Regions from separate parts of the Homo sapiens genome. Here region 1 is linked to region 2. Evidence: read pairs that join two places in POLR2A ChIA-PET (ENCODE). Cell type or tissue: OCI-LY7. All regions are shown on one strand. Each heading gives the region's core, and the rest is flanking DNA. Links, peaks and the distances in the headings are about the cores only. Region 1 has its middle 12 kb from the start of PARP8. Region 2 overlaps EMB (embigin).

Region 1 (5,380 bases), core at 163-5,162, 220 kb after region 2:
GGCTTATATCCCAGCCTCAAGTGGCTTTTAAAAGTTTAATCTGACTGGAGACAGTGGCTCATGCCTGTAATCCCAGCACTTTGGGAGGCCAAGTCAGATGGATGAGGAGGTCAGGAGTTCAAGACCAGCCTGACCAATATGGTGAAAACCCTGTCTCTACTAAAAATACAAAAAATGAGCCAGGCGTAGTGGCACGCATCTATAATCCCAGCTACTCGGGAGGCTGAGCAGAAGAATCGCTTGAAACCAGGAGGCGGAGGCTGCAGTGAGCCAAGATCGCACCACTGTACTCCAGCCTGAGAGACAGAGGGAGACTCTGTCTAAAAAAACAAAAACAAAAAGTTTAATCTGAGATTTCTTATCTGACAAACGCAACCTTTAAAAGAGCCTAAATGGTCAATCACTACTCTTACTGCACTTGTGTACATAACCAGTACAAGTTTAATGAGATTAAACTTATTTAGCAAACAAATCAATCTGACTTTGATTATCTTTGACAGAAATGAGAGTGAATATAGAGATAAAAGTTATGTTTTGGGAGAAAACTGCAGTGCACCCAATATTAGATTCTAGCCCTGTTTTTTTTTTTTTCCTGAGGTTTTATTATCTACCTGCAATCTGCAATAGATCCTCGATTTTTCTAGTTTACTACAATAGCTACAACACTCCAAATTAATATTTCATTTTTTTCCTGCTATTCTGGCTTGGAATCACTAAAATTATAAACTTTTCTTTTCTTGAAGTCCTTCAAACTGAAACTGGATGACTTGACATAAGCTTCAGAAAAATTACCACAACAGCTTGTGTGTGGCCCATCTTTATGGCTTTCAAACTGCAAACTAATCCAATGCCTCTTCTCACTCCAACTGAAGATACTACAAGCCCAGCATCTAGAAATTTTACTGATCAGCTGCCCTCTGGACTCAGAAACTGTCTTTATAATTCGTTCCAACTATTAATCTTTTTTAATTTTATTTTTATAGAAACTAAACTTCCCACATTGAAGGCCTGATAGCTCACACTATCCAGGAAATATCCTCTGCTACCAAGTCCCAACAGATGATTCAACTGGTCCTTAATGAATAAAAGGTGATCAAACAAGAAAAGAGACTTATATTGTTTGAAGGAAAGATGAATGTCTCTACTTTCCTTAAACAAGAAGTAGTACTAACAAAGATTCCTTGCTTGGCCAAACTTTAGTCAGGTGTCTATCTTCCTTGCAAAATCCAACTTTAACAAAGAACTTTTCTGAGTCAGTTTAGCAAGAACCCCCCATCTCCAATATCTGATCATCCTCCATATCTGATCAGGCTTCTCATCCTTTTATCATACCCCAGGTGATGTCTGATGACCCAGGCCTATCTTCAGCAAGAATCCTATTAGGTTGGTTTAGCCAGAATCTCCCTCTTCCTCCTGATTCTCTTGGTAATTTTCTATCCATTGACCCCTACACTGCTCCTTGATTATAAATTCCCACTTGCCCATGCCATATTTGGAGTTGAGCCCAATATCTCTCTTCAATGCAAGACGCCATTGCCATGGTCCCTATACCTATGGCAATGGTCCTGAATAAAGTTTTCCTTACTGTCTTAGTCTGTTATGTGTTGCTATAAAGAAATACATGATGCTGAGTAACTTATAAATAAAAGAGGTTTTTTTTGCTTATAGTTCTGCAGGCTGCACAAGAAGCATGGCCCAAGCATCTGCTTCTGGTGAAAGCCTCACGTGCTGCTGCATTCATGGTGGAAGGTGAAGGGGAGCTGCAGTGTGCAGATATCACATGGTGAAAGAGGAAGCAAGAAAGAGAAAGGGGGGAGGGGCCAGGTTCCTTTTAACAACCTGCTATTGTGGGAACTAATAGAGTGAGAACTCACTCTCCATCTCCGTCCAGAGAGTACATTACTCTACTCATGAGGGATCCACCCCCAAGACTCAAACGTCTCTCATTGGGGCCCACCTCCAACATTAGGGATAAAATTTCAACATGAGGTTTGGAGGGGACAAACATCCAAACTACAGCACTTACTATGCTTTTTTTTTTTTTTTTGAAACAGTCTTGCTTTGTTGCCCAGGCTGGAGTGGAGTGGCGTGATCTTGGCTCACTGCAACCTCTGTCTCCTGGGTTCAAGCAATTCTCCTGCCTCAGCCTCCTGAGTAGCTGGGATTACAGGCACATGCCACCATGCCTGGCTAATTTTTGTATTTTTGTAGAGATGGGGTTTCACCATGTTGGCCAGGCTGGTCTTGAATTCCTGACCTCATGTGATCCGCCTGCCTCGGCCTCCCAAAGTGCTGGGATTACAGCTGTGAGCCACCGCACCCAGCCTGTTTTGTAAATTCTTGAAGTATTTTGATTTGCACAAATTTGCCTATGACAGTTTCTTTCATGGATCACTCACTTTCATAAGAAGGAAGAAGAAAAATACATTTTTAATGGGTTTAAATTCACCAGGTTTTCCTACAAATGTTTTTCCATGGTAGTAACTAGGGATAGAAATATTCATTCCAATTCCTGGTTCTATTACTTTTTTTTTGTTAGTAATCTATAAGAAGTTTAAACAGATAGAGAAATTATTTTAAACACAGATTCCCCATGTGGGGCAGTCAAAAGGCCAAAGACCCAAGAGAAGAGAGCCAGATTCAAGGCAACTGAGATTAGCAACTGGGGAAAGAGAAGGCACTTTAACTGCTGTAATGTCAAGTAAGAAGTTTTCAAGAGCCCGTATACTGATAACACTTCAGGCTTTCATAAAAGCAAAACTCTAAATGGAAAACAACAAAGTGACTTTGAAAAGAGTGCTCCAATGCAGTTCCTTAATTCATCCAACTTGCATGTGCTGCTGTTGCTTTTACCATTTTATGAGTTACCATCTCAACAATCCTGGGAAGAACACTGCTCCTTTTGCAAACAGGTGAGGCACATCCTGTTCAAAAGCATTATAACTTTCTTTCTTTCTCTCTCTCTCCTTCCTTCTTTTCTTTCCTTCTTCCCTTCCCTTCCTTTTCTTTTCTTTCTTTCTTTTCTTTCTTTTTTCTTTTCTTTCTTTCTCTTTCTTTCTTTCTTTCTTTCTTTCTCTCTCTTTCTTTCTTGCCTTCTCTCTCTCTTCTTTCTCCTTCCCTCCCTCCTTCCTTCTTCCCTCCCTCCCTCCCTGGACTGACTTGACTTTCTTTCTTTCTCCCTTTTTCTTTTTCTTTTTTTTCTTTCTTTCTCTTTCCTTCCTTTCTCTCTCTTTCTTTCTTTCTCATTTTCTTTCCGTCTTTCTCTTTCTTTTCCTTCCTTCCTTCCTCCCCTCTCTCGCTCCCTGGACTTACTTTACTTTCTTTCTCCTTCCTTCTTCTTTTTCTCTCTTTTCTTTCCCTCCCTCTCTCCCTCCTCCCCTCCCTTCCTTCCTTCCTTTTTTCCTTCTTTCCTTCCTCCCTTCTCTCTTTCATGAATAAACTTTTCTCTATATATATTCATAGATTTGGAAGCAATGTGAAAATCTATTTGGTTCATGCCTCTGGTATTAAGCAGGACCACAGCTAAAATAACCTAGACAGAAAAGAAAAAATATGGCTAGGGCTGCCAACCTTTTTGTTGGAAGCTTGCTAATGTCAACATTACGGAGGCTGGTGTGCCAGGTGGTATGAGGAAATAGACTTGTACTATATAAAATATATGAGCTACTGGCACAGATTTAAAGTGGTGCTGCTGTTGTGGCCACACCTGGCCCTGATGGAATCAAGCTTAGATTGGGCCTGGCGTAGTTCTAGGGTAAACTATAGGATAAGATTGATTTGCTAGGACAGGTAATAACTTCCCTAGAACTGCAAGCATTTAATATAAAGTGACTATGCCACCTTCTGCCAAGTTTGCCATGCAAAACTATTGTTGAAGAATGCTAGCCAGCAGATATTCATCAAGTCATGTCATGCCTTCCCTTTCAAAATCTTTCAGTGGCTGAGAAATTTGGATTACTGTGCTTAATTTTTTTTTTCTTTTGAGACAGAGTCTCGCTCTGTCTCTCAGGCTGGAGTGCAGAGGCGCGATCTCAGTTTACTGGAACCTCTGCCTCCTAGGTTCAAGTGATTCTCCTGCCTCAGCCTCCCAAGTAGCTGGGACTACAGGCGCACCACCATATCCAGCTACTTTTTGTATTTTAAGTAGAGACGGGTTTTCGCCATGTTAGCCAGGCTTGTCTCGAACTCCTGACCTCAGGTGATCCACTTGCCTCGGCCTCCCAAAGTGCTAGGATTACAGGGGTGAGCCACTGTGCCCAGCCTGTGCTTAACACTGTCCCTTCATGATTTGATTTCCAGGTACCCTTACAGCAATATTCCTGTCGCCTTCATGCTTTTATATGGTGGCATGGCAAATATTTAATGGTCAGCTCTCTGGCAACAGAACAGAAGCCTTGCTTTGTACCGGCTCCAATTTCTGTGGTGTAAATACTCCCACCATGGCTGACATCCGCCTACCAATGTGAAATCCCTGAGTGTGAAGTTGGGAAGAGAAGTGCACAAGTGTTCTTGCAAGTTTATGTGAGCCAGCTCCAGCGCACCACTGTCTCTATGCCTCCCCACTACCTAGAATGTTCTTTACTTTCTCCACACCTAAATGTTCTTTACTTTCTCCACACCTACTCTTCCTTCCATACTCAGCAACTCTGACACCCTCAAACCTCCATCCCCAATTCAATCTGAGTTCTACGCCTCTTGTCTGTGTTCTATTTTGCACCTTGGAAGGTTTTGATCTTTCTTTCTTTTAACAAGTACGTATTGGGTGCTCTCTGTGTTTCACACATTAGCTTACGTCTGGGAGAAACACTGTTGAAGAGAGCAAATTACTCAGGCTTCAGGCACATTTGCTTAGCCTCTTACAAAGGCAGACAAGCAGTAAATGTGGTAAGTGCTATAACTGGGCTAAGAACAGAGGACGGGCACCGACATGGAGCATAGCCTGCAACTATAATTATTGCACTGAGAGAGTAAAATTAGAAGAAATCCAAACTGTGAGGAACAAAATCATCCTTTTTTTTAAATATGATTCACCCTCAAAAAGATGAGTGGCTATGCCAGATCCAGCCTAGGGAAATGCAGTGAATTGGTGTAGCAAAGGACTTTTAATCAGACTAGCAGTAGACCAATGAGAGATATTGCCTTCACCTTTCCCACGTGCTTCTCAACACAGAAATAGGTACTTGACTTGGGCTCAGCAAATCTTACTACCTCATCCACTTGGCAACAGTGCTTGTCCCAAAGATAGGCCCTTGATCCAAAGTGGGTAGCGAATGGTATCATTTTTATCCTGAGATTAATATTTAGAGTATGGAGAAAAAAAAGTTATCCTTCCCCCGCTGAGTTTACTAAACTGGAATGTCACAGATTTGGGATTACCAAA
Region 2 (5,380 bases), core at 252-5,251:
GATATCTTTGCTTTCCTCCCCAGGGATACCCCACTGTACAGCAGAATACAATCTTAAGGGTTCTTATTATACTCTTTATCCCTGAAACAAGCCCATAACCTTTTTGAGATTTCCAGCATCATTTATTATTATGGTTCACAGTATCAGTAACAATAAGAGTGACATAAACTAAAGAAAAAATGCTTTCTGTCATTCTTATTCCTATTCCACTTAAGTAAGTGAATATACACAGTATCTCATGCACACTTGGTACTGATGGAGAATATGAAGCTGGGCAAACTTGGTCCTTAAAGGGCTATGTGGATCATAATAGTAGGGGTTTGGGTCCATAATTTGAGATTGAGAGTCATTAAAATTTCGAGCAGCACCCATTAATGCATAGTATATAACTATGCATTAATATATAACTGTATATATAGTTACAGTTATAGTCAGTATATAACTGACTATAGCCAGTATATTTTATACAAATTGGCACATGAGCTAGAGTATGAAGCCTGAGCCTGGAGGTGGAAGAAGGGTGAAGATAATTCCAGGAAGATGAGCTCCAATGCTGGGGCTATTCTCCCTTACTGATCACTAGGACTTGTCATGGATGGGCTCAACAGGGACCTGTGTTAGAACAAGGAGAGAAAATGAGTCTAAGTTTGGCTTTGGCAGAATCTAAGCTGATGACAGTTGAAGGATAGGAAAGGAAGGAAACACCAAGTTTCCAGAGGTAGGGAAGTCTGGGTATTTCCAGAATATACTAGCTGTTGAGGCCATTTACAATTGCTGGCTCACATATTAAAAATACAATCAGACATCCATAAACCAAACACCACCAGTACCTTAACTTCATATTCCCTTTAAGGCACTAATCTTGGTCAAGCTTCAGGTTCCACGGAAAAAGTGCCAAGTGCAAAAGAACACGTGTAACTGCTGTGTGACTTTTGCCTTGGGAAAAGTCCCTTAAAGAGGCAATATACAGAAATGCCTTAAGTGGAAAAGCAGGGCAACCTACAGAAGGTATTAGGACAGTAAAAGAAGTTCTTTGTTTAGGCAAGATTTTTTTAACCAAAAAAGTGAGAATGTAAACCTTATTGCTTTCAGTTGGAGGACAGCTGGCAGGAGGCTGATTCAGCTAACATTGGGGTTTAAAGGAAATTGGCAGGAGACTCAGGCAGATGTGGTTTGAATACTTCCCTAAAAGGATTAGGCTGAGTCACAAAAAGAAGTATAAAATGGAGAGGAAGGAATTTGGGGTCTTAATCCAAATTCTGTCACTGACTGTTACTTAGGGTTTCCAAACGCCATATGCCCAGCTCAGTGCTTTGAAAATATGTCTCCACTGTAAACCTCATCTGATAGGGAAAAAAAATGAGGATCAGAAAAGTTGTATAAATATGAGTGATGATGCCAAGATCATAACATGCATTTCTCAAGTTATCAAACTCACCCTTTCTTAATCATTGCTGGAAAATTTCCATATAGCATTCTTTTACAGGTAGAGACAAAAATATCAACATGAAAGAGTAACATCAAATAGTTGCTCAAGAGATTAAAAGACTTTTTTCTCTCTTTGCAGGGCAGTTGAGGCATAAGACTACTGCATCAAAGAAGTGAGTAACATCTTAATTTTCACCTGTTATAATTTTCTGTGAAATAGCAAAATGGTCTCTACTTAAATGTTTTTCACATATTATATTTTAAAATGTGTTGCTAGAAGGGCATATAATTTATTCTATTAACACTTTCAAGTGAAATAAACATGCTATAATTCTACTTAAAGGTATTAAGGTAACATTTTCACATATTTCATTTTGAGGACTTCATTTAATTGAAGTAAGTTGGGAAGAAAAATAAGTAACACTAGAAAACTGCATTGGGTCTTAAGATTTGCTTTTTTAAATCAGGAAATAAATGCAACTACATCTCTGATTAAGAATAAACATTCTCTCTAAAGCCCCCAAAATCCCTTTATTATATGTTAAAATCTTGGAAGGGTCTGAACTTCATTAAGAAAAAAATGTAAGAAGCAACTATTAGAATAAATATTATTCTTTATCTTTCTCATCTCTATACTGATTGCTATCAACATGCAGTACTTAATTTTAACATTCTGATATACAGCATTATAAATGTGCAACCCAATTACAGAAACACTGATAGGAATGAATATTACATATTATTCATAAAATAGAGATTTGGAAATAAGAATATATTTCTTCATGGAAGCAATGTTATATATAACCATGTGATCCCATGCCAAATTGTAAAGGCCACTTAAGCCATGATATGGTTAAAACTTAGCTTTAAAATACCTAATTACTAAGTAAAATACTGATTATACACAACACATGGAGAATTATGGGTTTTAGGAGCAGAGTAGCCCTATCCCCTGTCCATAAATGCAGCAGAAAGAGGAAAAAGGAAATAAGGCATCTCTGAGTCCTGGAAATTATACTCCAGAGAGATTCATCCAAAAAAGAAGAAAAACAAGTAAAAAAAAAAAAAAAAAAAAGCTTGTCAAAAAATTCTAGTTATCAGGGCCAGGCGCGGTGGCTCACGCTTCTAATCTCAGCACTTTGGGAGGCTGAGGCAGGCAGATCATGAGGTCAGGAGTTTGAGACCAGCCTGGCCAGCATGGTGAAACCCCGTCTCTACTAAAAATACAAAAAATTAGCCAGGCATGGTGGCATGCACCTGTGGTCCCAGCAACTTGGGAGGCTGAGACAGGAGAATTGCTTGAACCCGGCAGTCGGAGGTTGCAGTGAGCTGAGATCGCATCACTGCACTCCAGCCTGGATGACAGAGTGAGACTCTGTCTCCAAAAAAAAAACAAAAAACTTATAGTAATCCTGATGGGAACATTTATAAGTCAGACTTTCTAAGTCAGAGACAGATAACACTCCACACAGAGAACTCTTGAACTCTTGATATTTTCTGCACAGTATGGAAGCTATTGGACAAGAAGCCTTTACAGACAAGGTTTTTTTTTTAAGGCCTACTGACAAGTACAATGCACACTTTTACCAGTCTTGTAAAACTATTTTAAAAACCAGATGGTATAGGAATGGAAATAAATAGATCTCTTTAAAAAAATATAATTTTGGCAATAATATACGTTTCAAAGGGCAATGTAAAAATTCTGTTTCAAATCACCTCTACATGGGTCACTAAGATACTTTAACAGTAACTTATGCCAAATAAAAACTTATTAAAAAATAAAACCCCGAAAGTTAATAACTAAGATTTCTATTCTTTCTAAAGACTGTAGATTTGTTAAATGTTTCAATTGTTAGTCTATTCGATAAGAGTTGGGATTTTGTTCAGTGGCTCTCAACTGAGGGTAGTTTTGCCCCGCAGGAGACATTTGGCAATGTCTGAAAGCATTTTGCTTGTCACAATTGGGGGAAGATTACTACATTTATTTAGTAGGTTATATAAGTTTTCATAACAAATTACCACAAATTAGGTGTCATAACAAATGACTACAAATTTGGTGGCAAAAACAACAAAAGTGTATTCTTTCACAGTTCTGGAGGCCAGGAGTCTGAAATCAAGGTGTTGGCAGGACCTTCCTCCTCTGAACTCTTGAGTGAAGAATCCTTCCTTGCCTCTGCCTAGCATCTGGGAGTTGCTGGCAACCTTGGCATTCCTTGGCTGTTGGTAGCTGCATTAGTCCAATATCTGCCTCTGTCTTTACATGATCATCCTCCCTCTGTATATGTCTCTGTCTCTGTTCAAATCTCCTTCTCCTTTTTTTATAAAGACCAGTCATTAGGTTTAGGGCTTACTCTAATTTAGTATGACCTTATTTTAGTTCATTACATCTGCAAAGACCCTACTCCCAAATAAGGTCACTTTCACAGGTACCCAAGATCAGGGATTAAACATATCTTTTTGGGGTGTACAATTCACCCACCGCATATGTAGAGGCCAGGGATACTGCTAAACATTTTAGGATAACAGCTTGCCACGACAAAGAATTATCCAGCGGAAAATGCCAACAGTACCAAAGTTGAAAACCTTGATTTTGAACAGATACATCAGCAATACTGATTCTTCAATGTGATCATTCTTAATAATCTTCCAATGGCCCTGTGGCCCTAAATTCCTGTTCTGCATAGTTTAGGTGCAGACATTTTTAAAGTGTGAACATTTTTTGCCACCCTTCTCTCCCAAGAACACCCTCCTGCCAGGGGCCTATTTTGAGGACTTTTTATGAAGAAAAACCACATGCTGGAGGGACGCTGAAATGCAAACCAGGAAAACAGTTATAGCTATTAGCTATCTCATTGCTTTTGGCTAAGTTACAAAAGCACTTTGGGCTTCAAGATCAATGAAACAAGGTATCTAAATTCCCTTTCAGGTTCTCAGAAGTATATAATTGCAAGGCTATTAAAAGCTTCTGGTTTGGGATTAGGGACACATTAGTACAATAACCTCAATAACTTCAAAAATGCCAGGAAAATGCTATTTTCAAAGAAAAGAATAACAACTCTTTAAAGGTAACATTCATAATTTCTATTCTAACATTATTTGAGATGTTCTATGTTTAAATAGTGGCAATTTTTATTAGGAGTAGAGTTTATTTTTAGCAAAGTGTTGTGAGGTTTGTTCTCCTACATCAGCATATATGTCATAAGTTATTAATTTCTAACGTTCACCTTATATTGTGCCATATGTGAGACCAGCTGTACAAAGTTAATGTGAAAAGATTACACTTTAGAACAAATAGCCTCAACACATGTGATTTGTTTCTGTTGGAGGGCATATACACCTTTGGAAAATGATACCTAAGAACATTAACAGATTTCTCAACTACTGTTTTAGTTTAATACCTCGGTAAACTGAAGCTTTCTCAGGTAAACTAATTATTTTTGTTTCTTTTCAAACAATCTCAAAGTAGCAGAAACATTTCAAGAACAGAACATTTTCCCCTCTGAACCATATGAGTAAGTTTCTGACCTGATGCTTCATGCCCCACTAAAACATTACCGTCTATTTCCTACAAAGGACATTCCCCATACCATCACAATACAACCATTAAAATCAAGAAATGAATATATATGAAGCACCATCTCATCCCCACACCCCATCTAAGTTTCAAAAAAAAGTCCCTATAACGCACTTGGTAGCAAAAGGTTCCAGCTCAGAATCACACATTGCCGTTGGCTATCACTTCTCTCTAATGTGGCTTCACTCTGGACCTGTGACAGTCTCTTCTGACTTTTCCATAACCTTGACACTTTTTAAAATTCCAAGACAGTTCTGCTCTAATATGATTATATTTGAGGTAGGCATCTTTGGCAGGAAGATCATAGAAGTGATGCTGTGCTCTTCTCACCAGATCGTCTCAGATGGCATACCATTTTTTTGGTCTTTGATCATTTGA

The links. Peaks named below come from ENCODE experiments on the same cell type or tissue, not always from the same donor. Only the 100,000 strongest peaks of a DNase experiment are listed, where the experiment ranks them.
Region 1: POLR2A ChIA-PET joins it to region 2 with 7 read pairs; 12 of 35 experiments call an interaction of 5 or more read pairs at or near these places.

Annotation. Positions count from the first base shown.
Region 1 is chr5:50,652,358-50,657,737 of GRCh38, forward strand. No RefSeq gene overlaps it. Among named protein-coding and RNA genes, the nearest start is that of PARP8, 12 kb to the right of the region's middle. In OCI-LY7, for the core only: no CTCF peak of the experiment used is centred there; DNase peaks (open chromatin) are centred at 1,794 and 2,717; H3K4me3 peaks cover 1,176 bases; H3K27ac peaks cover 371 bases.
Region 2 is chr5:50,430,268-50,435,647 of GRCh38, forward strand. All of the region lies in intron 1 of EMB (embigin), which reads right to left. Among named protein-coding and RNA genes, the nearest start is that of EMB, 8.3 kb to the right of the region's middle. In OCI-LY7, for the core only: no CTCF peak of the experiment used is centred there; no DNase peak of the experiment used is centred there; H3K4me3 peaks cover 2,395 bases; H3K27ac peaks cover 4,080 bases.